4 separate regions of the Mus musculus genome follow, and regions 1, 2 and 3 are each linked to region 4. A link is a loop called in an ENCODE intact Hi-C map of the cell type or tissue named here. Cell type or tissue: left cerebral cortex. All regions are shown on one strand.

Region 1 (8,000 bases), 680 kb after region 4:
GAAGAAAAATGCTGGATCCTGTTTATATATCTAGCCTGCTCACCTATGTTTTTTGGGGGGAATTGAGTCCATTTATGGTAAGAGTTGATGAAAAGTAATTGTTACTTCCCTTTATTTTTGTTGTTAGAGGTGGAATTATGTTTCTGTGGCTATCTTCTTTTGGGTTTGTTGAAAGATTGCTTTCTTGCTTTTTCTAGGGTGTAGTTTCCCTCCTAGTTTTAGAGTTTTCCATCTATTATCCTTTATACAGCTGGTTTTATGGAAAGATATGGTGTAAATTTGATTTGTCATGGAATATCTTGGTTTCTCCATCTATGGTAATTGAGAGTTCTGCTGGATATAGTAGCCTAGGCTGGCATTTGTGTTCTCTTAGGGACTGTATGATATCTGCCCAGGATTTTCTAGCTTTCAGTCTCTGGTGAGAAGTCTGGTGTAATTCTGATAGGTCCGCCTTTATATGTTACTTGACCTTTTTCCCTTAATGTTTTTAATATTCTTTCTTTGTTTAGTGCATTTGGTGTTTTGTCTATTATGTGTCAAGAGGAATTTCTTTTCTGGTCCAATCTATTTGGAGTTCTGTAGGCTTCTTGTATGTTCATGATTGTCTCTTTCTTTAGATTATGGAAGTTTTCTCCTATAATTTTGTTGAAGATATTTACTGACCCTTTAAGTTGGGACTCTTCATAGTCTTCTATCCTTAAGTTTGGTCTTCTCATTGTGTCCTGGATTTCCTGGGTGTTTTAGATTAGGAACTCTTTGCATTTTGCATTGTCTTTGACTGTTGTGTCAATGTTTTCTATGTTCCCTTCTGCACCTGAGATTCTCTTCTCTAGCTCTTGTATTTTGTTGGTGATGCTTGCATCTATAACTACTGACCTTTCCTAGGTGGTCTATCTCCAAGGCTGTCTCTCTTTGTGATTTCTTTATTGTTTCTAATTCCATTTTTAGATCCTGGATGGTTTTGTTCAATTTCTTCACCTGTTTGTTGTGTTTTGCTGTAATTCTTTAAGGGATTTTTTTTTAATGTAACCTCTTTAAGGGCTTCTGTTTACGTGTGTTCTCCTGCATGTTAAGGGAGTTGTTTACATCCTTCTTAAAGTCCTCTATCATCATCATGAGATGTTATTTTAAATCAGAGACTTGCTTTTGTGGTGTGTTGGGGAATCCAGGGCTTGCTGTAGTGGGAGAACTGGGTTCTGATGATGCCAAGTAGGCTTGGTTTCTGTTGCTTATGCATTTGCCCTTGCTTCTTGACATCTGGTTATCTCTGGCACTAGCTGGTCTCACTGTCTTTGACTGTGGCTTGTCCCTCCTGCAAGCCTGTGTGTCAGTACTCCTGGGAGACCAGGTCTCTCTGGGAGGAATTTGGGTATGAAAAGCTGTAGCACAGTGTTAGCTCTGGGGTGCAGACAGAAACCAGAAGGACCTGTCCATAGCTGTTCCTCAGATCCTGTGTCCTGAGGGTTCTTACAGTCTTACCTGTGCTCACAGGTATGTCTGCACTCCAGTGCTACCCACACTATCCCTGTGATATTTGGCTATCAGCTATGTGCATTTCTTATGGATGATTCTCAAGCTGTGGGGAATTCCTATGGATGATTGATAGGATATAGGTTTTTCCTCAAGATGATTGCTAGGTTGGGGGTGTGCCATGTGCATAAACAACAGAATGTAGCTATTTCCTGTGGATGATTGATTGGTTGTGGGCTTTTCCTATGAAGATTGACAGGTTGTGGGTATTTGCTATGGATAATTGACAAGCTGTAATTGTTTTTTTAAAAAATATTTTATTAGGTATTTTCCTCATTTACAATTCCAATGCTATCCCAATAGTCCCCCATACCCTCCCCCCCCCACTCCCCTATCCACCCACTCCCACTTTTTGGCCCTGGTGTTCCCCTGTATTGAGGCATATAAAGTTTGCATGACCAAAGGGCCTCTCTTTCCACTGATGGCCGACTAGGCCATCTTTTGATACATATGCCGATAGAGACAAGAGCTCCGGGGTACATGTTAGTTCATGTTGTTGTTCCACCTATAGGGTTGCAGATCCCTTTAGCTCCTTGGGTACTTTCTCTAGCTCCTCCATTGGGAGCCCTGTGATCCATTCAATAGCTGACTGTGAACATCCACTTCTGTGTTTGCTACACTCCAGCATAGTCTCACAAGAGAGCTATATCAGGGTCCTTTCAGCAAAATCTTGCTAGTGTATGCAATGGTGTAGGCGTTTGGAGGCCGATTATGGGATGGATCCCTGGATATGGCAGTCTCTAGATGGTCCATCCTTTTGTCTCAGCTCCAAACTTTGTCTCTGTAACTCCTTCCATGGGTGTTTTGTTCCCAATTCTAAGAAGGGGCAAAGTGTCCACACTTTTGTCTTCGTTCTTCTTGAGTTTCATGTGGTTTGCAAATTGTATCTTGGGTGTTCTAAGTTTCTGGGCTAATATCCACTTATCAGTGAGTACATATCATGTGAGTTCTTTTGTGAAGGGTTACCTCTCTCAGGATGATGCCCTCCAGGTCCAACCATTTGCCTAGGAATTTCATAAATTCATTCTTTTTAATAGCTGAGTAGTACTCCATTGTGTAAATGTACCACATTTTCTGTATCCATTCCTCTGTTGAGGGGCATCTAGGTTCTTTCCAGCTTCTGGCTATTATAAATAAGGTTGCTATGAACATACTGGAGCATGTGTCTTTCTTACCAGTTGGAACATCTTCTAGATATATGCCCAGGAGAGGTATTGTGGGATCCTCTGGTAGTACTATGTCCAATTTTCTGAGGAACTGCCAGACTGATTTCCAGAGTGATTGTACAAGCTTGCAATCCCACCAACAATGGAGGAGTGTTCCTCTTTATCCACATCCTCGCCAGCATCTGCTGTCACCTGAATTTTTGATCTTAACCGTTCTGACTGGTGTGAGGTGGACTCTCAGGGTTGTTTTGATTTGCATTTCCCTGATGATTAAGGATGCTGAACATTATTTCAGGTGCTTCTCAGCCATTCAGTATTCCTCAGGTAAGAATTCTTTGTTTAGCTCTGAGCCCCATTTTCTAAAGGGGTTATTTGATTTTCTGGAGTCCACCTTGTTGAGTTCTTTATATGTATTGGATATTAGTCCCCTATCTGATTTAGGATAGGTAAAGAACATTTCCCAATCTGTTGGTGGTCTTTTTGTCTTATTGACGGTGTCTTTTGCCTTGCAGAAGCTTTGCAGTTTTATGAGGTCCCATTGGTCAATTCTCAATCTTACAGCACAAGCCATTGCTGTTCTATTCAGGAATTTTTTTCCCTGTGCCCATATCTTTTGACCCCCTTTTCTTCTCGGGGGAGAGGCCCAATTCAGAGATCAGGACAATAGTTTTGTCTTAATAGCTCCCAACATCTCCCCCGTTTTAATATTTTTATTAAGGCATCTTATATAATAAATTTGTAGCCACATTTTTAACGACCACCTAAACGTTTGTTTGCTCACTGGGTGATTCTCTAAACCACGAAGAACACAAGGACAAGTCATCTATGAGGCTTGAATTAATGGTTCCAGTCTGTTGTGTATAACCTGGGATAGCCAAGGGATTTAGGAACGAAGCAAGCTCCATGGGTAGAGGTAGAGGTCTGATCCCCAGTGTGCAATGTTAGGGGCCATGTACAGGATTGACTCTCAGGCCCACAGATTTTTACCCAGAGTAACCCTGACCTGCTTCTGTGTCATTTTCCTGGGGGAAGGACCCTAGGGCACTCAACCTTTATGCAATCAGACATACCTCTCAGAGACTGTCTAACAGCTTCCAGACTAATCTCTGTGTAGTACTTAGTCTCACAACTCTCATGGGTGATGGCTTCAAGTTCCAATTTTTCCATGTATCTAGCCTGGGATGACTGTTTAGTTTCCAATGTGTCGAGAATGTATATTACCATGTTGGAAGCACAGACTACGGCAATCTATAAATGATTCGTGGCATGAGACTGATGGCCGAATTTAGGGGGAGGGGAATGATCTTACTTAAGCATTTTATGAAAATTGAGTCTCTCTCCACGAGACAAGGGTGACGAAGCTGTATCCACGTCTGACTCTTCTCCAGTAACCTGCTTGTTATTGCCAATGTCCAGCCGATGGTAATGAACTGAAACAGATGCACTTGAAAGAGATGAATCAATTTGAGATTTAACAAATCAGGTCAATTTCTGAAATGCCCAAGGACCGAAGGAAATCAATAATAGGAGTCCCAATAGGGGCCCCAAAAGGGAGGGCAACAAGGTCGAAAGCCAGGGGGAGGTTGAAAACCAATTTTGGTGCCATGACTCTTGTTGTTCTCTCTCTCTTTTTCTTTTTTCTAAACTGGCAGTAACCTTGGCAATGCTATCTTTAACTAATCCAGTTTTATCAACATATACGCAGCATTCTTCCTTAAGTGCAGCGCATAAGCCTCCTTGTTGTAGAAAGAGCAAATCTAATCCCCTTCTATTTTGAAGGGCAACTTCTGAAAGGGAGACCAAGGAATCAGTAAGATCATCTAGGCCCCTTTTTATATTCTCAATATCTTGGCTAATAGCCTCATTGAGCAGATGGTAATTGCTCGAATTCTGTTGAGACAACACAAGGGCTGCGATTCTGGTCCCTGTCCCAGTCACACCCAGGCCAAGAAGGAACGCAAGGGTCACTGCCGAGATAGGCTCTCTTTTGTGGCGGGATGGCAAGGAGGCACCTCGATCTCAAAACTTCAGTAAGTCATCTGACTCATGAATACTAAAATTTAGAAAAAGCTGAACCAAGACACAATAATCTCTATTATTTATTGTATATGTATAATAATGTACCGTGTAAGGCCCGTGGAACATGCCAAAAAGGTATCATTTGGGGCAAGAAGATAAGAATACCTATTTTTATTTATTCTAAACGTGTTATTGTAAATCTCTAGCAAGGGCCGAGGCAGAAGCATGCCTGGGCCCAACACACAACTTCCTACCCCAGAGAGTTCTGTCAAGGTAAGCTGAACTGACTCGAAGGGGAGCTGCCTAGCATCTGAAAGCAGGGTAAAATTTCCAAATAAGGCTATGCCCTCATAAAAGGGCGGGGAAGCAGAAAAATACATCCAACAATCTTCAAATTCTGACACATTATCTCTTTGTGTCTTATCCAACAAGGCTAAATAAAGGAGAAGCATTCAATATAGACCACAGTAAATCAGTGGAAGAGGTGGTCCCCACAGGGAGAGTGGGCTGAAATAGGGTCGTAGCACACCCTGGGGCAGGAACAGGGGGGTGGATACCTGGAAGTCGGGGACTGTTTGGGGGTTTAGGGTGATGTAATTGGGAATTAGGTCCTATAGATGCTTTATGATTATTAGGGATGGTTTTAAGAAGCTGAACGTTAAAGGTCATTATCATAGTTATCTTGATACAATCTTAGGTCCCAGGCGAGAGGGTGAGAACTTTTCCAAGCCTCTAAGTTCTTCCCCATAGATTCACAGGAAGACCTTTAACCACAAAGGGTTGAACAGTTCCAGTACTGTTTTCTTTGTCTGACCATGTTAGCAGTTTGGAGCTTTTTAAAGTGTCCTGTGTTTGACCTATGCCTTTTAAATGAGTGGCAGTGGGCTGTAAGGGCCAGGTTGCAGGCCAATGTGTTGAGGAAATTACTGTCGCATCTGCCCTGGTATCCAGGAGCCCTTGAAACTGTTTGCCCTCTAGAAACAAAGTCAGCATGGGCCGTGAATCAGTTATTTTCTGTGCCCAGTAGACTTCCGAGGATCCCAGGGAGGAAGGTCCTTGCTCCTCTTTCATATAAGGGAAATGGCCGAATAGTGGGAGTGGTAGGGCTTGGGCTATGCGCTCTCCAGCCCTAAGGGTAAGTGGTCCCTGCGTGTCGGTGACTAACATTTTTATCTCCCCATGGTAGTCGGTGTCAACCACTGTAGGAGTCACTGTTAGGCCTTGTAAAAGTCTGGACACTCGGCCAATGATGAGAAAAAAACGTCTTTTGGAGAGGGGGCCCAAATTCACCTGTTTCAATGACCACTGTTCCCTCCTCAGGAGTTATAATCCTGGTGGTGGAGGCACACAGGTTCAACCCTGGGTTCCCTGCCGTGGCCCTGCACAATCTCCCATGGGGGCTAGGGTGTTGTCTGCAGTTGTCATCAGGGGAGACAGGCCCCGCAGGCGGGCCCTCTGGCTATTTCCCTGGACCGCAGGGAGTGGGTGGCCATTGATATCAGTCTTAGATCAGCAATCTCGTGCCCAATGGTGGCCTCTCTTGCACTTAGGGCAAAGACGGGGGGGGGATTTTTGTTGGGTAACAGGCATGGTTGAGACTAGGGTACTCTGTCCTTGTGTAGGGCATCCTCTAGCAAAATGTCCAGGTTCGTTGTATCTATAGCAAGTTTTTTCTCCTTTATTTAGTTGTGGAGCAGCCCCAGTAGCCAGGTTGACAGACTTAGAAACTTGTTGGGAAAACACATCTACCTCATTACAAAGCTTGATCATACCATTTATATCTAAACTCTTAGTTACCTCTCAGGGCAGCTCTACATGCGAAATTGGCATTTTCAAGAGCAAGTTGTAGGACTAACGGACCCTCACTTTCCTCAGGTCCCAAAATTCTCTCAGCTGCTTCCTGCAATCTGGCAACAAACTGGGCATAGGACTCTTGGGGCCCTTGTATAATCTTGGTTAGTGGCGTAGTTAGCGCCCCTGCAGCAGGGACAGCGTGCCAAGCTCCCAGGGCTGCCTGTGCCATCTGGGCGAGGATACCAGGGGAGAGCCCTAATTGTTTTATGTCTGCAGCGAAATTGCCTTTACCACAAATTTTATCAGCAGTCCAGGAGGCTGTCTTACTAGTAGGATTCTTTCTATTATTTGCAGCCAAATTTTTTCCTCTGTCCACAAACTCTGACTTCCAAGTTAAATATTGGCCTCTAATGAGGACAGACTGAACAACTTTATTCTATTCATTGGGTATCAAGTAGCCTTCTCCTGCTAAACCTTCTAATATAGATACTGTGAACGGGACATTAACCCCATAATTTTTGACTACTGAATGAAGATCTTTTACATGTCTCAGTTTTAGCTTTTTGTGGACTGTTTGGCTGTTGGTGTCCAACCCTTCATCGGGGGACATGCCACCCTCATCAGAATCAGAGTTTGCTTGATCCTCCTCTTCTTCACTCTCTGGTTCCCCCTGATCTTTATCGGAGGAGCCAGTGGTGGAGGGGTCATCATGACCTGGAGCAGCCTGACGGGCTCGATATCAGGTGAGAACAGGAAAAGCCAATTTTTCATTCCCTTGTTTCTGAGTGGGACCCTTGCGGCCAGTTTGAGGGGTTTTTGGGATGGGACCTTGAAGGTTCCCCATGAGGGCTCTTTGTAGACTCTGAGTCTCTAGACTGAGGTCTTGTAGCTCCTTTTGAAGCCCTAGAACATCTTTAAGATTGGTGATCTGAGTCTGAAGTTCTCTTTTAGTTTGAAGTAATAGCTGAACATACGGAGAAGCTAGTGATACAGGCCGAGGATTAGGCTGAGGATTAGGGAGAAAGAGGGGCAAATAAGGAGGAGGGTGGAAATTGAAGGGCTCGATGGTAAGATAGGCACCGGGCCTGGGACCATAGTGGTCTTTTTCATATTTAAAGGCTTCCTCTGGGGCTGGCAAGATGGCTCAGTGGTTAAGAGCGCCGACTGCTCTTCCAAAGGTCCTGAGTTCAAATCCCAGCAACCACATGGTGGCTCACAACCATCCATAACGAAATCTGATGCCCTCTTCTGGAGTGTCTGAGGACAGCTACAATGTACTAAATAATATAATAAGTAAATAAATCTTAAAAAAAAAAAAAAAAAAAAGGCTTCCTCATCCAATTCTGCCTCCGAGGCAGGATCGAGGGGTTCGTCTGACAACTTCTTATACAAAATGGGGTAAATTATTTTTGGTCTAACAGTAGCACCTTTTCTAGAATCTAATGTAATTTGGGAGAAAGAGGAGAAGGCAGGGAGTCCTTAGGGACCAGG
Region 2 (8,000 bases), 710 kb after region 4:
AGGTTTTTTGTTATTCCAGATGAATTTGCAGATTGCCCTTTCTAATTCGTTGAAGAATTGAGTTAGAATTTTGATGAGGATTGCATTGAATCTGTAGATTGCTTTTGGCAAGATAAGCCATTTTTACTATATTGATCCTGCCCATCCATGAGCATGGGAGGTCTTTCCATCTTCTGAGATCTTCTTTAATTTCTTTCTTCAGAGACCTGAAGTTTTTATCATACAGATCTTTCACTTCCTTAGAGTCACGCCAAGGTATTTTATATTATTTGTGACTATTGAGAAGGGTGTCGTTTCCCTAATTTCTCTCTCAGCCTGTTTATCCTTTGTGTAGAGAAAGGCCATTGACTTGTTTGAGTTAATTTTATATACAGCTACTTCACTGAAGCTGTTTATCAGGTTTAGGAGTTCTCTGGTGGAATTTTAGGGACATTTATATATATTATCATATCATCTGCAAAACGTGATATTTTGACTTCTTCCTTTCCAATTTGTATCCCCTTGATCTCCTTTTGTTGTCGAATTGCCCTGGCTAGGACTTCAAGTACAATGTTGAATAGGTAGGGAGAAAGTGGACAGCCTTGTGTAGTCCCTGATTTTAGTGGGATTGCTTCCAGCTTCTCATCATTTACTTTGATGTTGGCTACTGGTTTGCTGTAGATTGCTTTTATCATGTTTAGGTATGGGCTTTGAATTCCTGATCTTTCTAAGACTTATATCATGAATGGGTGTTGGATTTTGTCAAATGCTTTTTCCGCATCTAAAGAGATGATCATGTGGTTTTTGTCTTTGAGTTTGTTTATATAATGGATTATGTTGATGGATTTCTTCATATTAAGCCATCCCTGCATCCCTGGAATGAAACCTACTTGGTCAGGATGGATGACTGTTTTGTGGTGTTCTTGGATTCAGTTAGCGAGAATTTTATTGATATTTTTGCATCGATATTCATAAGGGACATTGGCCTGAAGTTCTCTATTTTTGTTGGGTCTTTCTGTGGTTTACGTATCAGAGTAATTGTGGCTTCATAGAATGAATTGGGTAGGGTACCTTCTGCTTCTATTTTGTGGAATAGTTTGTGAAGAACTGGAATTAAATCTTTTTTTGAAGGTCTGGTAGAACTCTGCACTAAACCCATCAGGTCCTGAGCTTTTTTTGGTTGGGAGACTATTAATAGCTGCTTCTGTTTCTTTAGGGGATATAGGACTGTTTAGATCATTAACCTGATCCTGATTTAACTTTGGTACCTGGTATCTGTCTAGAAATTTGTCCATTTCATCCAGGTTTTCCAGTTTTGTTGAGTATAGCCTTTTGTAGAAGGATCTGATGGTGTTTTGGATTTCTTCAGGATCTGTTGTTATGTCTCCCTTTTCATTCCTGATTTTGTTAATTAGGATGCTGTCCCTCTGCCTTCTAGTGAGTCTGGGTAAGGGTTTATCTATCTTGTTGATTTTCTCAAAGAACCAGCTCCTCTTTGGTTGATTCTTTGAATAGTTTTTGTTTCTACTTGGTTGATTTCGCCCCTGAGTTTGATTATTTCCTGCCGTCTACTCCTCTTGGGTGAATTTGCTTCCTTTTGTTCTAGAGCTTTTAGGTGTGTTGTCAATCTGCTAGTGTGTGCTCTCTCTAGTTTCTTTTTGGAGGCACTCAGAGTTATGAGTTTCCCTCTTAGAAATGCTTTCATTGTGTCCCATAAGTTTGGGTATGTTGAGGTTTCATTTTCATTAAACTCTAAAAAGTATTTAATTTCTTTCTTTATTCCTTCCTTGACTAAGGTATCACTAGTAGAGTGATTTTCAGTTTCCACGTGAATGTTGGCTTTCCATTATTTATGTTGTTATTGAAGATCAGCCCTAGTCCATGGTGATCTGATAGGATGCATGGGACAATTTCAATATTTTTGTATCTGTTGAGGCCTTTTTTGTGACCAATTATATGGTTAATTTTGGAGAAGGTACCACAAGGTGCTGAAAAGAAAGTATATCCTTTTGTTTTAGGATTAAAATGTTCTGTAGATATCTGTTAAATCCATTTTTTTTATAACTTCTGTTAGTGTCACTGTGTCCCCGTTTAGTTTCTGTTTCCATAATCTTTCCATTAATGAAAGTTGTGTGTTGAAGTCTCCCACTATTATTGTGTGAGGTGCAATGTGTGCTTTGAGTTTTACTAAAGTTTCTTTAATGAATGTGGCTGCCCTTGCATTTGGAGCATAGATATTCAGAATTGAGAGTTCCTCTTGGAGGATTTTACCTTTGATGAGTATGAGGTGTACCTCCTTGTCTTTTTTGATAACTTTGGGTTGGAAGTCGATTTTATTTGATATTAGAATGGCTACTCCAGCATGTTTCTTCAGACCATTTGCTTGGAAAATTGTTTTCCAGCCTTTCACTCTGAGGTAGTGTCTGTCTTTTTCCCTGAGATGGGTTTCCTGTAAGCAGCAAAATGTTGGGTCCTTTTTGTGTAGCCAGTCTGTTAGTCTATGTTGTTTTATTGGGGAATTGAGTCCATTGATATTAAGAGATATTAAGGAAAAGTAATTGTTGCTTCCTATTATTTTTGTTGTTAGAGCTGGCATTCTGTTCTTGTGGCTGTCTTCTTTTTGGTTTGTTGAGGGATTACTTTCTTGCTTTTTCTAGGGCATAGTTTCCAACCTTGGATTGGTGTTTTCCCATTATTATCCTTTGAAGGCCTGGATTCGTGGAAAGATATTGTGTGAATTTGGTTTTGTCATGAATACTTTGGTTTCTCCATCTATGGTAATTGAGAGTTTGGCTGGGTATAGTAGCCTGGGCTGGCATTTGTGATCTCTTAGTGTCTGTATAACATCTGTCCAGGATCTTCTGGCTTTCATAGTCTCTGGTGAAAAGTCTGGTGTAATGCTGATAGGCCTGCCTTTATATGTTACTTGACCTTTTTCCCTTACTGCTTTTAATATTCTATCTTTATTTAGTGCATTTGTTGTTCTGATTATTATGTGTCAGGAGGAATTTCTTTTCTGGTCCAGTCTATTTTGAGTTCTGTAGGCTACTTGTATGCTCATGGGTATCTCTTTCTTTAGGTTTGGGAACTTTTCTTCTATAACTTGTTGAAGATATTTGCTGGCCCTTTAAGTTGAGAATCTTCATTCTCATCTACTCCTATTATCTGTAGGTTTGGTCTTCTCATTGTGTCCTGGATTTCCTGGGTGTTTTAAGTTAGGATCTTTTGAATTTTGTATTTTCTTTTATTGTTGTGCCGATGTTCTCTATGGAATCTTCTGCACCTGAGATTCTCTCTTCCATCTCTTGTATTCTGTTGCTGATGCTCACATCAATGTTTCCAGATTTCTTTCCTAGGTTTTCTATCTCCAGCATTGCCTCACTTTGGGTTTTCTTTGTGTCTACTTCCCTTTTTAGGCCTTGGATGGTTTTATTCAATTCCATCACCTGTTTGGTCTTGTTTTCCTGCAATTCTTTAAAGGATATTTGTGCTTCCTCTTTAGGGTCTTCTACCTGTTTAGCAGTGTTCTTCTGTATTTCTTTAAGTGAGTTATTAAAGTCCTTCTTGATGTCCTCTACCATCATCATGAGATATGCTTTTAAATCAGGGACTATCTTTTCCGGTGTGTTGGGGTGCCCAGGACTGGGTGGGGTGGGAATGCTGTGTTCTGATGATGGGGAGTGGTCTTGGTTTCTGTTAGTAAGATTTTTATGTTTGCCTTTCGCCATCTGGTAATCTCTGGAGTTAGTTGTTGTAGTTGTCTCTGGTTCGAGCTTGTTCCTCAGGTGATTATGTTAGCCTCTATCAGCAGACCTGGGAGACTAGCTCTCTCCTGAGTTTCAGTGTTCAGTGTACTCTCTGCAGGCAAGCTCTCCTCTTGCAGGGAAGGTGCCCATATATCTGGTGTTCGAACCTGCCTCCTGGCAGAAGTTGTGATCCACTTACCAGAGGTCTTAAGATCCCACGGAGGGTCCTGTGGGTACCTTGCAGGTGTCCGCAGACTCTGTGCCCAAGGTACTCCAGTGTTGGCATGGACTGGAAGGGAACTTCCAAGTCTTTTTTTTAAATTATTATTAGGTATTTTCCTTATTTACATTTCCAATGCTATCCCAAAAGTCCCCCATACCCTCCCCCACCCACTCCCCTACCCACCCACTCCCACTTTTTGGCCCTGGCGTTCCCCTGTACTGGGGCATATGAAGTTTGCATGTCCAATTGGCCTCTCTTTCCAGTGATGGCCGACTAGGCAATCTTTTGATGCATATGCAGTTAGAGTCAAAAGCTCTGGGGTACTGATTAGTTCATAATGTTGTTCCACCTATAGGGTTGCAGATCCCTTTAGCTCCTTGGGTACTCTCTAGCTCCTCCATTGGGGGACCTGTGATCCATCCAATAGCTGACTGTGAGCATCCACTTATGTGTTTGCTAGGCCCCGGCATAGTCTCACAAGAGACAGCTATATCAGGGTCCTTTCAGCAAAATCTTGCTAGTGTATGCAATGGTGTCAGCGTTTGGAAGCTGATTATGGGATGGATCCCCAGATATGGCAGTCTCTAGATGGTCCATCCTTTCGTCACAGCTCCAGACTTTGTCTCTGTAACTCCTTCCATGGGTGTTTTGTTCTCAATTCTAAGAAGGGGCAAAGTGTCTACACTTTGGTCTTCGTTCTTCTTGAGTTTCATGTGGTTTGCAAATTGTATCTTGGGTGTTCTAAGTTTCTGGGCTAATATCCACTTATCAGTGAGTACATACCATGTGAGTTCTTTTGTGAAGGGTTACCTCACTCAGAATGATGCCCTCCAGGTCCAACCATTTGCCTAGGAATTTCATAAATTCATTCTTTTTAATAACTGAGTAGTACTCCCTTGTGTAAATGTACCACATTTTCTGTATCCATTCCTCTGTTGAGGGGCATCTGGGTTCTTTCCAGCTTCTGGCTATTATAAATAAGGCTGCTATGAACATAGTGGAGCATGTTTCCTTCTTACCGGTTGGAACATCTTCTGGATATATGCCCAGGAGAGGTATTGCAGAATCCTCCGGTAGTACTATGTCCAATTTTCTGAGGAACCGCCAGACAGATTTGTTTCATCACTTCTGTTAGTTTCACTGTATCCCTGTTTAGTTTCTGTTTCCACGATCTGTCCATTGGTGAACGTGGTGTGTTGAAGTCTCCCACCTTTTTGTGTGAGGTGCAATGTGTGCTTTGAGTTTTACTAAAGTTTTTTTAATGAATGTGGCTGCCCTTGCTTTTGGAGCATAGATATTTAGAATTGAGAGTTCCTCTTGGAGGATTTTACCTTTGATGAGTATGAAGTGTCCCTCCTTGTGTTTTTTGATAACTTTGGGTTGGAAGTCGATTTTATTTGATATTAGAATGGCTACTCCAGCATGTTTGTTCAGACCATTTGCTTGGAAAATTATTTTCCAGCCTTTCACTCTGAGGTAGTGTCTGTCTTTTTCCCTGAGATGGGTTTCCTGTAAGCAGCAAAAGGTTGGGTCCTGTTTGTGTAGCCAGTCTGTTAGTCTATGTTTTTTTATTGGGGAATTGACTCCATTGATATTAAGAGATATTAAGAAAAAGTAATTGTTGCTTCCTATTATTTTTGTTGTTAGAGTTGGCATTCTGTTCTTGTGGCTGTCTTCTTTTTGGTTTGCTGAAGGATTACTTTCTTGCATTTTCTAGGCCATGGTTTCTGTCCTTGTTTTTTTTTTTTTTTCTGTTATTATCCTTTGAAGGGCTGGATTCATGGAAAGATAATATGTGAATTTGGTTTCGTTGTGGAATACTTTGGTTTCTCCATCTATGGTAATTGAGAGTTTGGCTGGGTATAGTAGCCTAGGCTGGCATTTGAGTTCTCTTAATTTCTGTATAACATCTGTCCATGATCTTCTGGCTTTCATAGTCTCTGGTGAAAAGTCTGGTGTAACGCTGATAGGCCTGCCTTTATATGTTACTTGACCTTTTCCCTTACTGCTTTTAATATTCTATCTTTATTTAGTGCATTTGTTGTTCTGATTATTATGTGTCACAAGGAATTTCTTTTCTGGTCGAGTCTATTTGGAGTTCTGTAGGCTTCTTGTATGTTCATGGGCATCTCTTTCTTTAGGTTTGGGAAGTTTTCTCCTATAATTTTGTTGAAAATATTTGCTGGCCCTTTAAGTTGAAAATATTCATTCTCATCTACTCCTATTATCTGTAGGTTTGGTCTTCTCATTGTATCCCTGATTTCCTGGATGTTTTGAGGTAGGATCTTTTTGCATTTTGCATTTTCTTTGATTGTTGTACCGATGTTCTCTATGGAATCTTTTGCACCTGAGATTCTCTCTTCCATCTTTTGTATTCTGTTGCTGATGCTCACATCAATGTTTCCAGATTTCTTTCCTAGGGTTTCTATCTCCAGTGTTGCCTCACTTTGGGTTTTCTTTATTGTGTCTACTTCCCTTTTTAGGTCTAGTATGGTTTTGTTCATTTCCATTACCTGTTGGATGTGTTTTCCTGTTTTTCTTTAAGGACTTTCCCCTCTTTGGTTGTGTTTTTCTGTTTTTCTTTAAGGACTTGTAATTCTTTAGCAATGTTCTCCTATATTTCTTTAAGTGAGTTATTAAAGTCCTTCTTGATGTCCTCTACCATCATCATGAGATATGCTTTTAAATCTGGGTCTAGCTTTCCGGGTGTATTGGGGTACCCAGGTCTTGCTGAGGTGGGTGTGCTGGGTTCTGATGATGGGGAGTGGTCTTGGTTTCTGTTAGTAAGATTCTTACGTTTGCCTTTTGTGATCTGGTAATCTCTTGAGTTAGTTGTTATAATTGTCTCTGGTTAGAGCTTGTTCCTCTTGTGATTCTGTTAGCCTCTATCAGCAGACCTTGAAGATTAGCTCTCTCCTGAGTTACAGTGGTTAGAGCACTCTCTGAAGGCATGCTCTCCTCTTGCATGGAAGGTGGACAGATATCTGGCATTCCGACCTCCCTCCTGGCAGAAGATGAAGGCCTGAAAGAGGGCTTATCCCAGAATCTGTGTAGCTTCTGTAGTCAACACTTTCACCTATGCAGATTAATCTGGGCGGGATCCAGGAACCAAGATGTCTCCCCCCAGATGCTGTGGCAAAGCCCTCCTGGGTGGGCCGGACACCTCTCCTCTTTCAAGGATGGTGCCCAGATGTCTGGAGCCCAAAATGTGGTCTGCCCCAGAAGCTCTGTGGCTTCTGCCTATCCCAGAAGCTGTTAGCCCCTACAGTCCACACTCACCTGTACAAACCATTCTTGGAATTCAGGAAACCAAGTGATGTTCTTCTAGTAATTTTCTCAGTAACTACAAAAGAGGAAGGCAAAATTTGTCATTAAACAATGGTAGCCAGTGCTGAGGCTAATATTTTTGTGACCTGATATGCTTTGACACCATTTATGAAAAGCTTTTAAGGTGAATATTGATTTGTAAGAATAAATATATTAGAACTCTTCCTTTCCACATTCTTATATTTTTAAAATTCGAAGAGAAAATTTTATCCAAAGTTACTATTCATAATAAATTTGCAAAATATCTAAGATCCTGAGCCCTATCAGACACAAAAAGTGTCATCTTAGCCTGAAGTGTTATCCCACAGTGAATTGTGTTGCCATTGCTGCTTTCTGTCTCTGCCCTAGGGATGCTGGCACAACTCTAAGTGAGCGAACTCATCTTGGACAGAAATGAAGGGACTTCTCCAAGTATTGACTTGAACTTCCTTCACTGAGGGGGATACCCATTCCTAGCACAGGGAAGCTCAGTCTATGGCTCTGCAACATAGCCAAATACAGGAGACCCAAAGCCCTTTGCAAAGGATTTCCAGCTGCAAGTGTGACAAAGCTCTAGAGAGATCAGTGTGTTTCTCTACTCTAGATCTTCTGAGGAAGATGCTAAAGGCCCTCAGTTCTAGCACTGGTGCCTAGCTCATTTGCAATGCAAAGAAGCTCAGCATAAACTTCCATTGCCTCCCATGGCATGAGCTGCTGGAAAGACCCCCTTAGTAGCTATGCAAACT
Region 3 (8,000 bases), 670 kb after region 4:
CCTGAGATTCTGTCTTCCATCTCTTGTATTCTGTTGGTGTTGCTGTGTCTGTAGTTTCTGTTTTCTTACTGAGGATTTTATTCCCAGCACTCCCTCAGTTTGTGTTATCTTTTTATCTTCTATGTGCATTTTCAGGGCTTGAACAGTTTGATTCATTTCCTTCCCATTTGATTGTATTTTCCTGTATTTAAAAGATTTATTCAATTCCTATTGAAAGGTCTCTATTATCTGCATAAGAGTTGACTTAAGGTCATTTTCATTTGTTTCAGTTATATTGGGGTACTCAGAGCTTGCTGTAACAGGATATCTCTGCTATGGTGGTGCCATGTTATCCTGGCTGTTATTGGCTGCGTTCTCTGGTTAACCTTTAGCCATCTGGATTTTGCAGTTAGTATAACTTTAGATGATAATTTCATAGTTTACCTTTTGTCTTTTTTAGGGTCTTACTGCTGTGAACAGACACCATGACCAAGGTAACTCTTATTAGGACAACAGTTAATTGGGGCTGGCTTAAATGCTCAGAGGTTCAGTCCATTATAATCAATGCAGGAACATGGCAACATCCAGAAAGGCATAGTGCAGGAGGAGCTGAGAGTTCTACATCTTCATCTGAAGGCTGCTAGCAGAATAGTGGCTTCTAGGAAGCTAGGATTAGAATTGTAAAGCCCACATCCACAGTGACACATCTACTTCAACAAGGCCACACCTGCCACTCCCTGGGCCAAGCACATATAAACCATCACACCTTTGTTGGATGGGTGAGGCTTTTTGTTTGGTGTGTGTGTGTGTGTGTGTTGATTTTTTTCAGGTTTTGGATGATGTTTCCCATGTTATTTATATTCTGCCTTCTGGCCTGAGTGGTTTGGGCCTCTGGTGACTATTGGTTCTTCAGGTCAAGTAAGGTGTCTCCCCTAGTCTCTGCATGCCCTATGGTATTTTGGGTGTTTATCTTGCCTTTGAGGTTTCTAGTACCACCCTAACCTGGTGTCCCTGGTGCCAACTGGTCTCAGGAAATGCATGTCTAATTGTTGATCAGACTGGAGTACAGGAAGTGAGGTGCAGTTTATGGCTCTTTGGTGTGTTTTCAGGAAATTTGTCTTTCAAAGGCTTGGGACAAGTTCTTACCTAGTTGTCCCTGATAAGAGCAGGCCTCTGAGAAAGGAGGTAGCATCGAACAATTGAAAATGGAGCACAAGAGACAGGGTCCTCTTTATTGCTGTTGGGTGTGCTTTAAAGTGACTTGGGGGTTCAATTGCTTGGAGCAAGTTATTACTTTGTTGTCCCTAGTGCCAGAAGCCCTCTGGGGAGGCAGGCAGAGTTGTAGGCTGGAAAATGGAACACAGGGGATAAGATGCTGTCTATTGTTCTTTGATGTGCTTATACCGGATGCTGACTGACTTCCTGGCAAGCAGGCAAGGTTAAAGGTTAACCTGAGAATACAACTAATAACAGCCAGGATAACATGGCACCACCAGAGCAGAGATATCCTGCCTCAGCAAGGTTGAGGGCCAGATAATGAAGCAAAGGAGACAAGGTGCATTTTATCACAGTTGGGTGTGTTTTAAGGGTAATTACTAATGTACTTCTAATACTAATACTTATTTTAGTATAATCCCTAAAGGATCCAAATGAAAGTGTTCTCAAATTCTTTTGATCTCGAAAAGACAAGAAAAGAGCCCTGGGTCCTGTGAACCTGTGAATCTGGAGAAAAGTATATAATTTGAGCCTCAGATAACTCACTAGTGTCTTGAGTCAGCAAGTGCCACATGTTTTAAAGAATGCCACAATCACGTTCTTAATTATACCATAGTCCCTATAAAATAGATTTTCCCGCAATACTTCCAAAGTATTCTACTAAGGGAGTAGGAACAATTGGATCCATGTGCAGATAGGAATCAAATACTCAGAAGTCAAAGCAAGGGTTCAAGGCTAAGAAGGAAAGTGTTACAAGGGTTAAAATTGACGAAGAGGAGTGGAGTGGAAGGTACTTAGGAAGGTAAGAGAGTGGGAGACCTGGAGTAGAGTCAAGGTAGGGTCTGCAGGGATAGGAAAACCTACAGGAAAAGGGTAAGCAGTAGGGTACAAATGAACAGGCCAAACCTGATGTCATTGTTTTTTGGACTGTCGTTGAGTTCTGTTAACCACAACCTGGGTTGGCATAGATTTTGGCCAGACATAAATCCCAGAGTATTGAGTTTCCAAATGTTATCAGATGGGTAGAAAACTGTCCCTTTGAGATGGGATAAGGTTTTCCCTTGCATACTTTATGTTTTGTCTAGTACCAAATGTATAAGAAGCCCAAAGGAGCTAATAGGAGGGAAACCCTGTCCCTTAGCTTGAAGTCAATTGGTGCTTCCTTGCCTCCTGACAGGTTGGAGTGGGTGATGTGTGATCAGCTACTGGATTCATGAGCTGTGGAGGGGTTGTCAAGGTTTGCAGGCAGACTTTTCAGTGGGGGCTCTTATCAACATCCAGGACATGTTTCTTTGGTAGGCAGCGATGGAAAGGTTTCTGGTTACATGGGGGAAGAAGCAAGACGACAGTTCTGCTACCTATTCTGGTGAGCTGCCGGCACACACTGATACTCCCCTTCCCTATTTTGGGGAAGAACGCAGGGAGACGACAGTGTCTTGCGGCCAGCGAGAAATGGGAGTTGGGTTCTGAGCTGATACCACATGGAGTTGTGCCAAACGTGTACTCTACTTTCTTGAGCACATGGGGCCTATGATTGAGAGGTGCAGTCATCGTCTAAGCAGAAAAAACGTGGCTATCCATAACAGATGTTTCTTCAACCTCATTCTTTACTCTTCTCTACCTGCCCTGCTGAACACATGACTGAAGTATTCCTGTCCTAAAGATGACAATGATTTGACCAAGTATGGAGGAGGAGTCAAGAGTTTGGGCTATTGAGGATAGAACTCAGAGGAAGAACATCTTTCTGCTGGTAGATCCCCACATGTACATACAGGAACCAAGAGCCAGGGTAAGCTTAGGAGATCTGGTAGAGCCAGAGTGGAAAGAGCAAGTGAGTAAGTGATGGGGTTTTTGTCTCTGACCTCCACTCCTCACGAAGCACACTCAGAAATATGGATTCCTGCCTTGTACTGACTAGAAAAACATAGTTCAAGTACTGGCCATTGGTAGCTCTAAGTCCAGTAAGGAGTTGAGCTAGGAATGTGAAAGGATTTGAATATAGAGGAAGATGTTATACAGAGCACTGGCTCCACTTCTCATCCCAGTAGCACACTGGATACGTTTCTTGTCCTTTTGGGGCATCTGTCCACTCAATATTATTGTGTGAAAAATTTCAGTATGAAATGCATTAAAGGATTAGTATATATACATACAGAAATATGTGCAAGTCAAAGTTGACAAGTTTTGAGTTTTCAAATCAATAGGACACATGCCAATACATGGGTGCTTTAGTTGAGTGTGATGGTATACTCCTGTAATCCCAGTACTGAGAAGGTAGAGGCAAGAGGACCATGGAGTTTAAAGTCTTTCTCACTTTACCAGTGAGTTTGAAACTAGCTGGGTCTACATGAGACCTGTCTCAAAATGAAAACAAAACAGACAGGAGCTTTAAAGTTACCTCAGAAACTATTATTTCTATTCAGCTGCTAGCATGATCATTTATTTTTAATTTAAAGAAATTCAAATTTATTTATTTATTTAATGTCCATGTACATCAGAAGATGGTATCAGATCCCACGGGACTACAGTTACTCACAGCTGTAACCTGCCATACAAGTGCTAGGAATTGACCTCAGGACCTCTGCAAAAGCCGATCTTAACTGTGGGGTCATCTCTCCAGAACTATGTATGGTGACTTTTATCTCTCTTACAGTAGCAGAATCATACCATGTACTTCTTTGTAGTTCTTCACTCTGTTGTATATAGGAGCCACTCCATTAATTTACTTACTCTCTGCTCTATGAATGGACTCATCTTCTAATAACAACAATTACAATTTCCTGACTTTTCCACATGAGAACTCACTGCATATTGCTGCCAGGACTCTCAGTGAGCATATGAACACATCCTCCATTGTATGGAGGAAAGGAACCACTGGGTCCTATATTCAGCTTGAATAGACATTCTGGAAACATGTTGAAGGTGCTAAAATATGTATTCTGTTGTCATCAGTGGATGATTTTCACACCACATCCTCACAAATAATTGGTATTATCAGGCTTTTTCATATTGTCATTCTAATATTCATCTAGAGGCTATTACTTATAACCTTTGCTTGTATTTTCTGGAAAACTAATCACAAGGAATATCTTTCCTAGTCCTCTGTATATCTTATTCCACATGGGACTTGTTTAAATTGTTCACTCATTTTTAACTTGGCCTGACTTTAACTGGGAATTTATGAGTTCCTTATTTTGTGTGTGTATTCTGCAACTTCTTTACTAAATATGTGTATAGTAAATGTCTTTCTCCACTTACAGATTTGTCTTTTTACTTCTAATGGGGCTTTTTGACAAAGAAAAACTCTTACTTATCAATATTTTTCCTTGGTAGTACATTTTATGCCCTGCCTGAGAATTATTTGTAAAAATCAATCAATCAATCAATCAATCAATCAATCAATCAATCAATCAGCCTCAGCTCTGATGCCTGTCAAGAGGCTGGCTCTAACCCAACACACGCAGCTTTTCCTACCTCCAAAGAGGTGGGCCATTACCCAGCACATGCAGGTGAGACACTACCCCTACCCCTATACAATCTCCCAGTGTGCAGGGACTCCAACAGTCTGCTTCCTTCCAGTCCAAACCTACACCAGCAACAATCATGGAGTACCCACAGCTCTGCATACCTGCCAAGAGGCCAGCTCCAACTGCCACCCCTACATACAAACAACTCTGCCTACCACTGAGGTGGCCTGCTCAAACGTGAGACACATATCTTCACCTGTCTTCTGGGAGGCCTGCTTCAATTTAAGACACTCAACACCAGAGACTACTAGATGACAAAAGGCAAGCCCAAAAATATAACCTACAGAAGCCAATGTAATATGGCATCATCAAAATGGAACTCTTCTATGACAGCAAGCACTGGGTATCCTAACACACCTGAAGAGCAAGACTATGACCTTAAATCCCATCTCATGAAGATGATAGAGGCCTTGAAAGAGGATATAAATATTTCCCTTAAAGAAACACAGGGAAACATATTCAAACACATAGAAGCCCCTAAAGAGGAAACAAATCTCTTACACAAATACAGGAAAATACAATCAAGCAGGTAAAGCAAATGAATAAAATGGTCCACGATCTAAAAATGGAAATAGAAGCAATACAGAAAACACAAATAAAGGCAACACTGGAGATGAAAAACCTATGAAAAAGAACAAGAACTAGACATGCAATCATTAAAATAACACCTATGAGGCAGCTCACAACCATTTTCAAAGCCAATTATAGGCTATCCAAATCCCTCTTGCATCTTCACAGGCCCAGACATGCACACAGTGCACACACATACATGTAGGCAAGACATACATACACATGAAATAACATAATTTATCTTTCAATAATAATGGGTTTACAGGTATGTAATACACTTATGTACTAAGTTCATTCTTTGAAAGTATACAATCTAGTAGTGCTTTCTTAGTATGTCATTAAAATTGTGCACCCATCACTCTATTTGTTTTAAAAACATTTTTATCTTTGAGAAGAAACCCTAGCAATGTATTGAATCATTCCTGCATCCCTGGATGAAGTCTACTTGACCATGATGGGTGATATTTTTAATGTGCTGCTGGATTTGTTTTGCGAGTCTTTTCTTGAGTATTTTTGCATCAATGTTTATAAAAGGAATTGGTCTGAAGTTCTCTTTCATTGTTCAGGGCTTCTTGGTTTAGGTATCAGGGTGACTGTTGCTTATACAATGAGTTTGGCAGTGTTCCTTCTGTTTCTATTTTGTGGACTAGTTTGAGGAGTATTAGCTCTTCTTTGAAGTTCTGGTAGATTTCTGCACTAAAACCATCTGGTCCTGGGCTTTTTGGTTATGAGACTTTTTTTTTTAAAGTATAGAATAGAGCTTATTTAGGGCATGGAGAGGGGAGTGAAGAGGGTAGCAGAGTTAGAGAAAGGCAGACAGAAGGAGAGAGTAGAGACATAGGGGCTGGCCATGGTCACATGGAGAGAGAGGGGAAGGGAGTGAGAGAGAGGGGGCACAAGGGGGAAGAGAGAGGCAAGAGAGCAAGAGGGTAAGAGCTGGTTGTGAGGCTTTTACTGCTTCTACTTCTTCAGGGATTATAGGACTGTGTAAATAGTTTACCTGGTCTTGATTTAACTTTGATAAGTGGTATCTGTCTAGAAAAAAAAAAGTCCATTTCATTAAGATTTTCCAACTTTGTGGATACAGGTCTTTCAATAAAACCTATTAATTTGTTGAATTTTCTGATTGTCTATTGTTATGTCTCCTTTATCATCTCTGATTTTGGTTATTTGGATACTGTCTCTATGCCTTTATTTTGGATAAAGGTTTGTCTATCTTGTTGATTTTCTCAAAGAACCAGCTCTTGATTTGGTTGATCCCTTGTATAGCTCTTTTTCTATTTGGTGATTTCAGCCCCGAGTTTGATTCATTCCTGCCATCTCCTCCTCTTGGGTGTATTTTCTTCTTCTTGTTCTAGAGCTTTCAGGTGTACTTTTAAATTTCTGGAATGAGGGCTTTTTTGGGGGGGGGTGCAGGGAGGGAACCAGAAAAGGGGATAACATTTGAAATGTAAATAAAGAAAATATCCAATAAAAATGAATTCAAGTCAACAATTCAAATAAGGAGTTTCATCAAAAAACAACTACAATAACACCAAGCCCACCATGTAGGCCCCTCCCTGACTGCAGGGCCTGAGAGCCAGGCCTGGCCATTGATAAGTCATTTACATAGTCCTCTCCCTTCTGCCTTTATCAATATATGATGGCAGGCTTCAGCATGCTTTTGGTGGCAAGTCTTTCTGGAGCCCCTTCTCATGTGACAGTGATGCAACAGAGGTCTCAGCAGGAGCTCACATCACAAGTCACCTCCTTCCTGAGGTCAAGGTGGCCCATGATTGGCTGGGCAGCTGTGGCTGGAGCCAGGGCATTATGTTGATGAATCCTAATGATGTTGGAAGGCCTGGCAAGCCACCATGCAATTAGAAGCCTGTTCATGTCTGGGTGGGTTCCAGACAGAGGCAGGGCTAGGATCAGGCAGGAGCAGGCACATCTAGAGGATCTGCTTTGCAGGTGGATGGGGTTTTTACATGGGTCATCATCTCCAAGAGAAACCCACGGAGGGCCATTTAATTAAGTCCAGCAGCTGCTCAGAAACCATAGTCACGCCAGAGCAGTGCATGATGTCTCTGTACAGGTTACAAGGAGGAGGGCACTCCCCACTACAATAGCACAGGTGGCTGCCCGCACCCTCGGAACATCAGCCTCTGTGAAGTTTCATCACTATCTGCATCCATTAAACTGTCTTTGGCAGTGAGGCAGCTGTGTCTGGTGATAGGGTCTGTTGGTAAATAAGGGTGTAGTGACAGGTTCTGGGGGCCAGGGATGAATATACAATGTCAGTTTCTGACCTCATCTCAGATAAATAGGAGGGGATGACAAGGCAGGAGGATCAATTTGCAGCTGCTTGGTATCTCTGGTCTGGATTCCTAGTCCATAAATACCTCAGTGCCTTCAGGAGGCCAGACATGCTGGCTGCACCAGGAGCCTATGTAAGGGGCCACAGCTGACTGTGGAGCAGGCACTGTTGAACTCCACAGTTCTTCCTCTGATATAGAGATGTTCCCTGGCTTGGAGAGTCTTCCGAACATGGATTTATTATTCTATAGGAAAGAAGCCTGACATTCTGTTGGCTCAGACCAAGGTACTTGTTTGGGGGCCAGAGACCTGAGCTTTCTTCTCTGGATGTTGGCACCCAGACCTGGCTCACTCACATAGATGGAACCGCCCCAAGACCTTCTCGGGACACTGGGAGACTTTATAAGGGACTCC
Region 4 (8,000 bases):
AGTCGAGGACAACAGGTTCTCAGGCTCTTGGACATTCCAGATGCCACTGGATGCCTCAGAAGAGCTGAGACTGGAGTGGGGGCCTGAGGGCTGGATCTTACCCAGAGCCAAAGGGAAAAGGGGGAGGAGGAGAGCTCCAGCTGGGTCTCCCTCTGGGAGGAGAGTCTTTGGCTTGCCTGGCAGGAAGCATGGCTTGATGGAAACTGTGGCTGGGAGCACAGAGAGGCCTTCTGCAGGAGATTAGACTTGGCTCTTTAGAGGAAGACCTGTTATGTTGTTCACCATGGAGAATTCTGATGAGAAGAAGCAGTCCATTTTTTATTAGATATTTTATTTATTTACATTTCAAATGCTTTCCCCTTTCCTAGTTTCCTCTCTGAAAATCCCCTATCATCCCCTCCCCCTGCTCCCCAACCCACCCACTGCCACTTCCTGACCCTGGCATTCCCCTGTACTGGGTCATAGAATCTTCCCAAGACCAAGGGACTCTCCTCCCATTGATGAGTGACTAGGGCATCCTCTTCTACATATGCAGCTAGAGACACAAGTCCCACCATGTGGGTTTTTTTTTAATTGGTGGTTTAGTCCCAGGGAGCTCTGGGGGTACTGGTTAGTTCATATTGTTGTTCTTCCAGTATAGCTACAGACCCCTTTAGCTCCTTGGGTACTTTCTCTAGCTCCTTCATTGGGGACCCTGTGTTCCATCCAATGAATGACTATGAGCATTCACTTCTGTATTTGTCAGGCACTGGCAGAGCCTCCTAGGAAACACCTATGTTAGGCTCCTATCAGCAAACTCTTGTCATCTGCAATAGGGTCTGTGTTTGGTGGTTGTTCATGAGATGGATCCCTATATAGGGTAGTCTCTGGATGGTCCTTCCTTCAGTCTCTGCTCTGAACGTTGTCTCTGTAACTCCTTCCATGGGTATTTTGTTCCCCCAGCTAAGAAGGACCAAATTGCAGCAGACTATCCCTTCTTTGGGTCTCCTGGCTATGTGAACTGGGTCTCTGGTGGCAAGTATGCAAAGGAATCAATGAATGACAAACAGAAGCAACAAGAGAGAGTGTGTAGAATCTGAGTGTAATGTCACAAAGGGAACATATATAATATAGGTAATATTTATAGAAAAGATAAAACAGCCCTGCCTAGGGTCAGCTAATGACAGGTAAGGATTTCACACCCTAGTCACAATTTGTGCTACTCCTTTGAGCCTTGTGAAAGCTAGCACCAGGGGGTTCTGCTATAGTAGACCTTCTCATGAATAAAGCAATACCACAAACCCCCATATTCCCTAGGCCTTGGTAAATTCTTGCATATGAAAGTAACTTGACTGTACTTTTAAGTATCTGTAGGGAATCTCCATTTGTCAGAAGAATTCACCAACTTGCATCTAATATGCAATGTAGCCTGCTATACCTGGTTGTAGTGAAGATTCTAAGTATACTTTGTTAAGCTTGCCCTGAGATTTCTAACTCTTATAAAGTAAAATACTGTAAGAAAACATACAAGACCCTCCACGATATTGCAGGGACAAATCTGGGGCATTCTAGCTATGGGAATGCCAAGGTTCCAGGAGGCTGAGTTTCCTTGAAACTCTTTGCCTCAGGACTGCTTCCAGGTTTTTGGCCTGTCAAGCGAGACACTACTGGAGTGGATATATTATCAAAGTATCCACACTTTGGTCTTCCTTCTTCTTGAGCTTCATGTGTTTTGCAAATTGTATTTTGGATATTCTGAGGTTCTGAGCTAATATCCACTAATACAAATTGGAAAGGAAGAAGTCAAAATATCACTATTTGTAGATGATATGATAGTATTTATAAGTGACACCCCAAAATTCCACCAGAGAACTCCTAAACCTGATAAACAATTTCAGTGAAGTATCTGAAAACAATATTAACTCAAAGAACTCAGTGGCCTTTCTCTATACAAAGGATAAACAGGCTAAGAAGGAAATTAGGGAAACAACACCCTTTACTATACTCACAAATAATATAAAATACCCTGCTGTGACTCTAACTAAGGAAATGAAAGCTCTGTATAAGAACTTCAAATCTCTGAAGAATGAAATCAAAGAAGATCTCAGAAGATGGAAAGATTTCCCATGCTCATGGATTGGAAGGATTAATATAGTAAAAATGGCTATCTTGCCGAAAGCAATCTACAGATTCAATGCAGTCCCCATCAAAATTCCAACTCAACGCTTCACAGAGTTTGAAAGGGCAATTTGCAAATTCATCTGGAATAACTACCTAGGGTAGCAAAAACTATTCTAAACAATAAAAGAACCTCTGGTGGAATCACCATCTCCTACCTTAAGTCCTACTACAGAGCGATTGTGATAAAAACTGCATGGTACTGGTACATCAACAGACAGACCAATGGAGTAGAACTGAAGACCCAGAAATGAACCCACACACCTATGGTCACTTGATCTTTGACAAAGGAGCTAAAACCATCCAGTGAAAAAAGACAGCATTTTCAACAAATGGTGCTGGCTCAACTGGCAGTTAGCATGTAGAAGAATGTGAATTGATCCATTCTTATCTCCTTCTACAAAGCTCAAGTCTAACTGGATCAAGGAACTCCACATAAAACCAGAGACACTGAAACTTATAGAGGAGAAAGTGGGGAAGAGCCTCGAAGATATGGGCACAGGGGGAATATTCATGGCCAGAACACCAATGGCTTGTGCTGTAAGATCAAGAATTGACAAATGGGACTTCATAAAATTGCAAAACTTCTATAAGGCAAAGGACACTGTCAGTAAGATAAAAAGGCAACCAACAGATTGGGAAAAGATCTTTAACAGTCCATGGTTTTAAAGCATTTATTGTCATGGAGGACTGTTGTGATGAGTGAAACTATACTCTCTTTCTCAGGGCAGGCCTGAGGTTACATACCTTTTGCAGTGAGTAGTGTCTGGGAAGGAGAGCTTAATTGGCTATGCTCTTCAGGCCTTTAGGAACCTCATTAAAATGGTCTTGAGGAGAGGCCTCCTAGGTGTCTAGGATCCTGTTGTCTAGGAGCGTGGCAAAGCACCTACTGTTCCTTGCAGAGTTATCTGCTGTGTCTCTGGGGTTTTTAACCTAGCTCAATCAGAAACTAGGCTGCCTTTCATGGTCCCACATTAGTTGATTCTGTTGTTCTTCGTGTGAAGTTCCTATCCCCTTAGGCACTGCCACCCTTCTTATTTTTCCACAAGAGTCTCCAAGTTCCATCTAATGTTTAGCTGTGGGTGTCTACATCTATTTAAGTCATTGCTGGGTGGATTCTCTCATAGGAAAGTATGTACCAGTATGTGTCTATGAGCATAACAGGGTATCATTAATAGTGTCAGGGACTGTTGCTTGCCCATGGGATGGGTCTCAAGTTTGGTGGGGTTTTGGTTGGCCATTCCCTTAGTCTCTACTCCATCCCCTATTCCTGCATTTCTTTAGACAGGAAAAGTTTTGGGTTAAAAGTTTTGTGGGTGGGTTAATGTCACTATTGCTCCACTGGGGTTCCTGCCTAGCCAGAAGAGGAAGCCTCCCCAGGCTCCATATCGCCAATGCTGAGTCACAGCTAAGCACACCCACAGTGATACTTGTGTGAATCCCCTATCCTATGTCTCCGTCTCTTCCTAAAGTTGCCCCCTCCTTACCATCCCTGTCAGTTGCAGATTTCCATTCATTATCATGGACCCCCCTCCTCCCCACACCAGACAATGAACCCACCTCTCCATCCCTATCTCCTTTCTCATGCAGTTCTCTCCCTCCATCTGCATCCCATGACCATTCAATAGAATCAAACATCCTTTCTTGTGCCCTTCTTCCTATCCAGCCTTCTTGGGTCTGTTGAGTGTAGCATGGGCACACTGTACTTTATGGAATGCATTCTGAGAGGGGAGAGGTTATACTTAGGCTCTTTTTTACTGAGCCTCACTGGATCATTTACCTGCTTTAGGGTCCTGGGCACCTAGACATACGTACTTTAAGACATCAGCTCCCAGGCCTTCTATAAGGAAAACAAAACAAAAAATTCAGTTAGTTTATAAATACTTTCCCATTGTCTCTTTTGAAGAACTGTATTGGATATTTTAACATGACTTAGTTAAAGAAACTACATACATTTTACTTCATTGTATATGCTTAACTTTTGTAGCTTTATATAGAGGAGTATTTTGCTGCTGTTTGTTTTCTATGCACTGTATGCTAGAATTGAGTGAGAAATGCCCTGGAACAGGAGTTATGGACAGTTGTGAGCTGCCATGTGGTGCTAGCACTCAAAACTGAGTGCACTACAAACAAAACTAGAGCTCTTAACTGCTAAGCCATCTCTCCATAATATTCATGTTAATTATACTATGTTATATATAATACGGAAAAATTTATCATAAGATCTATTGTCAACTTTAATGCAAAGACATCACCAAGAATTATTAGTTCAATATCTCCTGTGTTGGCTAATGGACCAAACAAAGACATTTTGAACTGTCACCGTGACCCTGCTCCCCCATACTCACCTTGTGCACATGTGGTGTATGCATTGATACACCTGTGAAGGACAGAGACTGACACTGTCATCCTCTCATTTTCCCGTGTCCCACACATGCGGAGCCTAGTGTGTGGTGGTCAGAGGACTTGCTGCTTGACAGTTCTCTTCTGCCACATTATGGGTTCTGGGGACAGAACTCAGGCCATCAAGCCTCCCTGTGTGTTCCACCCAGTGGTCCCTCAGTTTTAAAGACATGTTCACTCACCCAAATCCCTGGTGTGTTTGATTTACTCTCTTGAAGCACACTGACTCTCAGACTTGCAGGCAAGTAAGCTTTGGGGATCCCCTTATCCCCACATCTTCACTCAGGTTTTCAGGGCAAGTATTTTACCAATTGAGTTTTACCAACCACCCCTGCCCTTTATTCTTATTTCCTATTCTTATTCTGCACTAGGTTATGAAGGGGAACCAATCACACAACTGTAGATTTTCTGTAGTCCCCTTGCTTCTTGATCATTTTGTAGTTCTAAGGGGCTAATTATTCTTTAAGTTGGAGCTTCATATAGATAATACAAGAATAAATTATAAATTATAGTTTCAAGATATTCTTTTGCTCATTGAATGTTTTCTTTAAAAACACTGAATTGTCCAACTGTAGTTTTTCGTTCTATCAGTCCATTTCTTTCCCACACATAATTTAGATAGCTATAGTGTAGAATATAGATTTTACTATCTCCCCAGATCTTCCTATTCTTATATCTTTATGTTCCTCTTCTCAGTCAAGTTTCATACACTCTATAAATTTAAATTATTAAATGGAACGAGCCATACTCTTTGGAACCCTAGTTTCATTTTGCTTAAAGCCTTTTGAATATCAAGCATGGGAGTTGGATAGTATAGGTTACCACTTTGTAGAGATATTTACCCAATTTTTGTATGAGTCCAGGGGCACACTGATGATTTTATGGCAAAGCATGAGGTCCTGCTTTGCTAACATTTAGCACCTGGATTACCATGGACACTTTATCTATTACCTTAGGAGTGTGTTGTGCTCCTGCTGGTAGTGAGGTATGGAAACACTACTCATGGGCATAAAACAAAAGAAATATGGGAATGAAAAAAATCAAAGTATTGATGACATAGGGTTTAGATTTTCATTTGTTATCAAAAATTTATATAGATTCAAGAGATCTGTAGAATTGCATCTATAGGTCATTCCTATGCAAGACCCAAAGCCTGTCAATCATCCACAGGACACACACAACTTATCAAAATCTGTGCAACAACCCCCAACAGCCTGTTAATTATTCATAGGAAAAGCCCACAGCCTGGCAGTCATCCATAAGAAGTGCCCAAGTCCTGTCAACCATCCACTGGAAACGTCCCCAGCCTCAGTCATCTACAAGCAACTAACAGATGTTATCAATCAAATGGACCTATGTAATATGTGTAGAATATTTCACCCCAAATCAAGAGCTTGTAACTTTTTCTCATCACCTTCTGGAAATTTCTCCAAAATTGACCATATAGTTGGTCACAAAGAAAGCCTCATCAGCTACAAGAAAATTGAAATGACCCCTTGCATCCTATCAGAACACAGTAGGTTAAAGCTGGACTTCAATAACAACAGAAAAACCAGAAAGCCTACACACTCGTGGGAACTGAACAACTCTCTACTCAATGATCTCTGGGTCAAGGAAGAAATAAAGAAATTAAAGACTTTCTACAATTCAATGAAAATGAAAGCACAATATACCTGAAATTTAAGGGGCACAATAAAAGTGCTGCTAAGAGGAAAGTTCATAGCACCAATGGCCTCCATAAAGAGATTAGAAAGCCCACATTCCAGAAATTTAAAAGTACGTCTGAAAGCTCTAGTAAAAGAGGCAAACACACACAAAAGGAGTAGACAGCAGGAAACAATCCAAATCAGGACTGAACTCAATCAATTAGACACAAAGAAAACAACACCAAGGATCAACAAAATCAAGAGCTGGTTCTTTGAGAAAATCAACAAGATAGACAAACCCTTAGCCAAACTAAAAGGCATAGAGACAGTATCCAAATAAACAAAATCAGAGGTGATAAAGGAGACATAACAATAGAATATCAGAAAATTCAATGAATTAATAGGTTTTATTGAAAAACCTGTATCCACAAAGTTGGAAAGTCTTAATGAAATGGGCTTTTTTCTTCTAGACACATACCACTTACCAAAGTTAAATCAAAATCAGGTAAACTATTTAAACCGTCTTATACTCCCTGAAGAAGAAAAAGCAGTAACATTCTCACAACCAGCTCTTAACCTCTTGCTCTCTTGCCTCTCTCTTGCTCCTTGTGCCCCCCTCTCTCCCTTCTCCTCTCTCTCCATGTGACCATGACCAGCCTCTATGTCTCTACTTTCTCCTTCTGTCTGCCTTTCTCTGATTCTGCTACCCTCTTAACTCCCCTCCCCATGACCTAAATAAGCTCCATTCTATACTTTAAAAGAAAAAAAAGTCTCATAACTGAAAAGCCCAGGACCAGATGGTTTTAGTGCAGAATTCTACCAGAACTTCCAAGAAGAGCTAATACTCCTCAAACTAGTCCACAAAATAGAAACAGAAGGAACACTGCCAAACTCATGGTATAAGCAACAGTCACCCTGATACCTAAACCAAGAAGCACTGAACAATGAAAGAGAACTTCAGACCAATTCCTTTTATAAACATTGATGCAAAAATACTCAAGAAAAGACTTGCAAAACAAATCCAGCAGCACATTAAAAACATCACCCATCATGATCAAGTAGACTTCATCCAGGGATGCAGGAATGATTCAATACATTGCTAGGGTTTCTTCTCAAAGATAAAAATGTTTTTAAAACAGAGTGATGGGTGCATAATTTTAATGACATACTAAGAAAGCACTACTAGATTGTATACTTTCAAAGAATGAACTTAGTACATAAGTGTATTACATACCTGTAAACCCATTATTATTGAAAGATAAATTATGTTTATTTCATGTGTATGTATATCTTGCCTACATGTATGTGTGTTCACTGTGTGCATGTCTGGGCCTGTGACAATGCAAGAGGATTTGGATAGCCTATAATTGGCTTTGAAGATGGTTGTGAGCTGCCTTGTAGGTGTTATTGTAGGTTGCAGGATTTGTAGCTGACAGATATTGAGGATTTCCTTTGTCCTCCAGTAGCAACAGGTTTCCTTCCAATCTTATGAACTCTGGTTAGTAGGGTGAAGAGTCTAGTTAGACCCAGCTCAACCTATTGCACTGTGATGACAGAAAGGTGACCTTCAGAAATCAGTCCTAACCATCACATTGTGTAGACCATCCAACAGTCTTGGCACTAGCCTGTGCTGATAGTTGAGGCTTTATGTAGGACCCTTTGGTTAATGACTCAACAGGTTGCAACCCATTCCTCTTACTGGAGGTGTAACTTGGTGGCACAGGATGTGTAGTTGGAGCCTTGTCTCCTCTGTCAGTTTTTGGCTCCATAAGGATCCCTTGCGGATAAATCCCA

What was found. Peaks named below come from ENCODE experiments on the same cell type or tissue, not always from the same donor. Only the 100,000 strongest peaks of a DNase experiment are listed, where the experiment ranks them.
Region 1: a loop joins it to region 4, with 4 times the contacts of the local background. A loop is called at or near these places in 13 of 42 quality-filtered maps.
Region 2: it touches region 4 in a loop (4-fold over the local background); 28 of 42 quality-filtered maps call a loop at or near these places.
Region 3: a loop joins it to region 4, with 8 times the contacts of the local background. A loop is called at or near these places in 13 of 42 quality-filtered maps.

The regions. Positions count from the first base shown.
Region 1 is chr8:71,808,798-71,816,797 of GRCm38, forward strand. It overlaps Gm40504 (a long non-coding RNA gene), which reads left to right and starts at 7,191. Exons shown (of 3, transcript XR_870508.2): 1 at 7,191-7,252. In left cerebral cortex, no CTCF peak of the experiment used is centred here; no DNase peak of the experiment used is centred here.
Region 2 is chr8:71,834,423-71,842,422 of GRCm38, forward strand. Gm5373 reads right to left here. Exons shown (of 13, transcript XM_017313040.2): 8 at 7,228-7,291. Among named protein-coding and RNA genes, the nearest start is that of Gm40504, 22 kb to the left of the region's middle. In left cerebral cortex, no CTCF peak of the experiment used is centred here; no DNase peak of the experiment used is centred here.
Region 3 is chr8:71,797,659-71,805,658 of GRCm38, forward strand. No RefSeq gene overlaps it. Among named protein-coding and RNA genes, the nearest start is that of Gm40504, 14 kb to the right of the region's middle. In left cerebral cortex, no CTCF peak of the experiment used is centred here; no DNase peak of the experiment used is centred here.
Region 4 is chr8:71,127,276-71,135,275 of GRCm38, forward strand. It overlaps a transcript of Gm7827 not described here. Among named protein-coding and RNA genes, the nearest start is that of Gm7827, 9.1 kb to the right of the region's middle. In left cerebral cortex, no CTCF peak of the experiment used is centred here; DNase peaks (open chromatin) are centred at 3,567 and 3,792.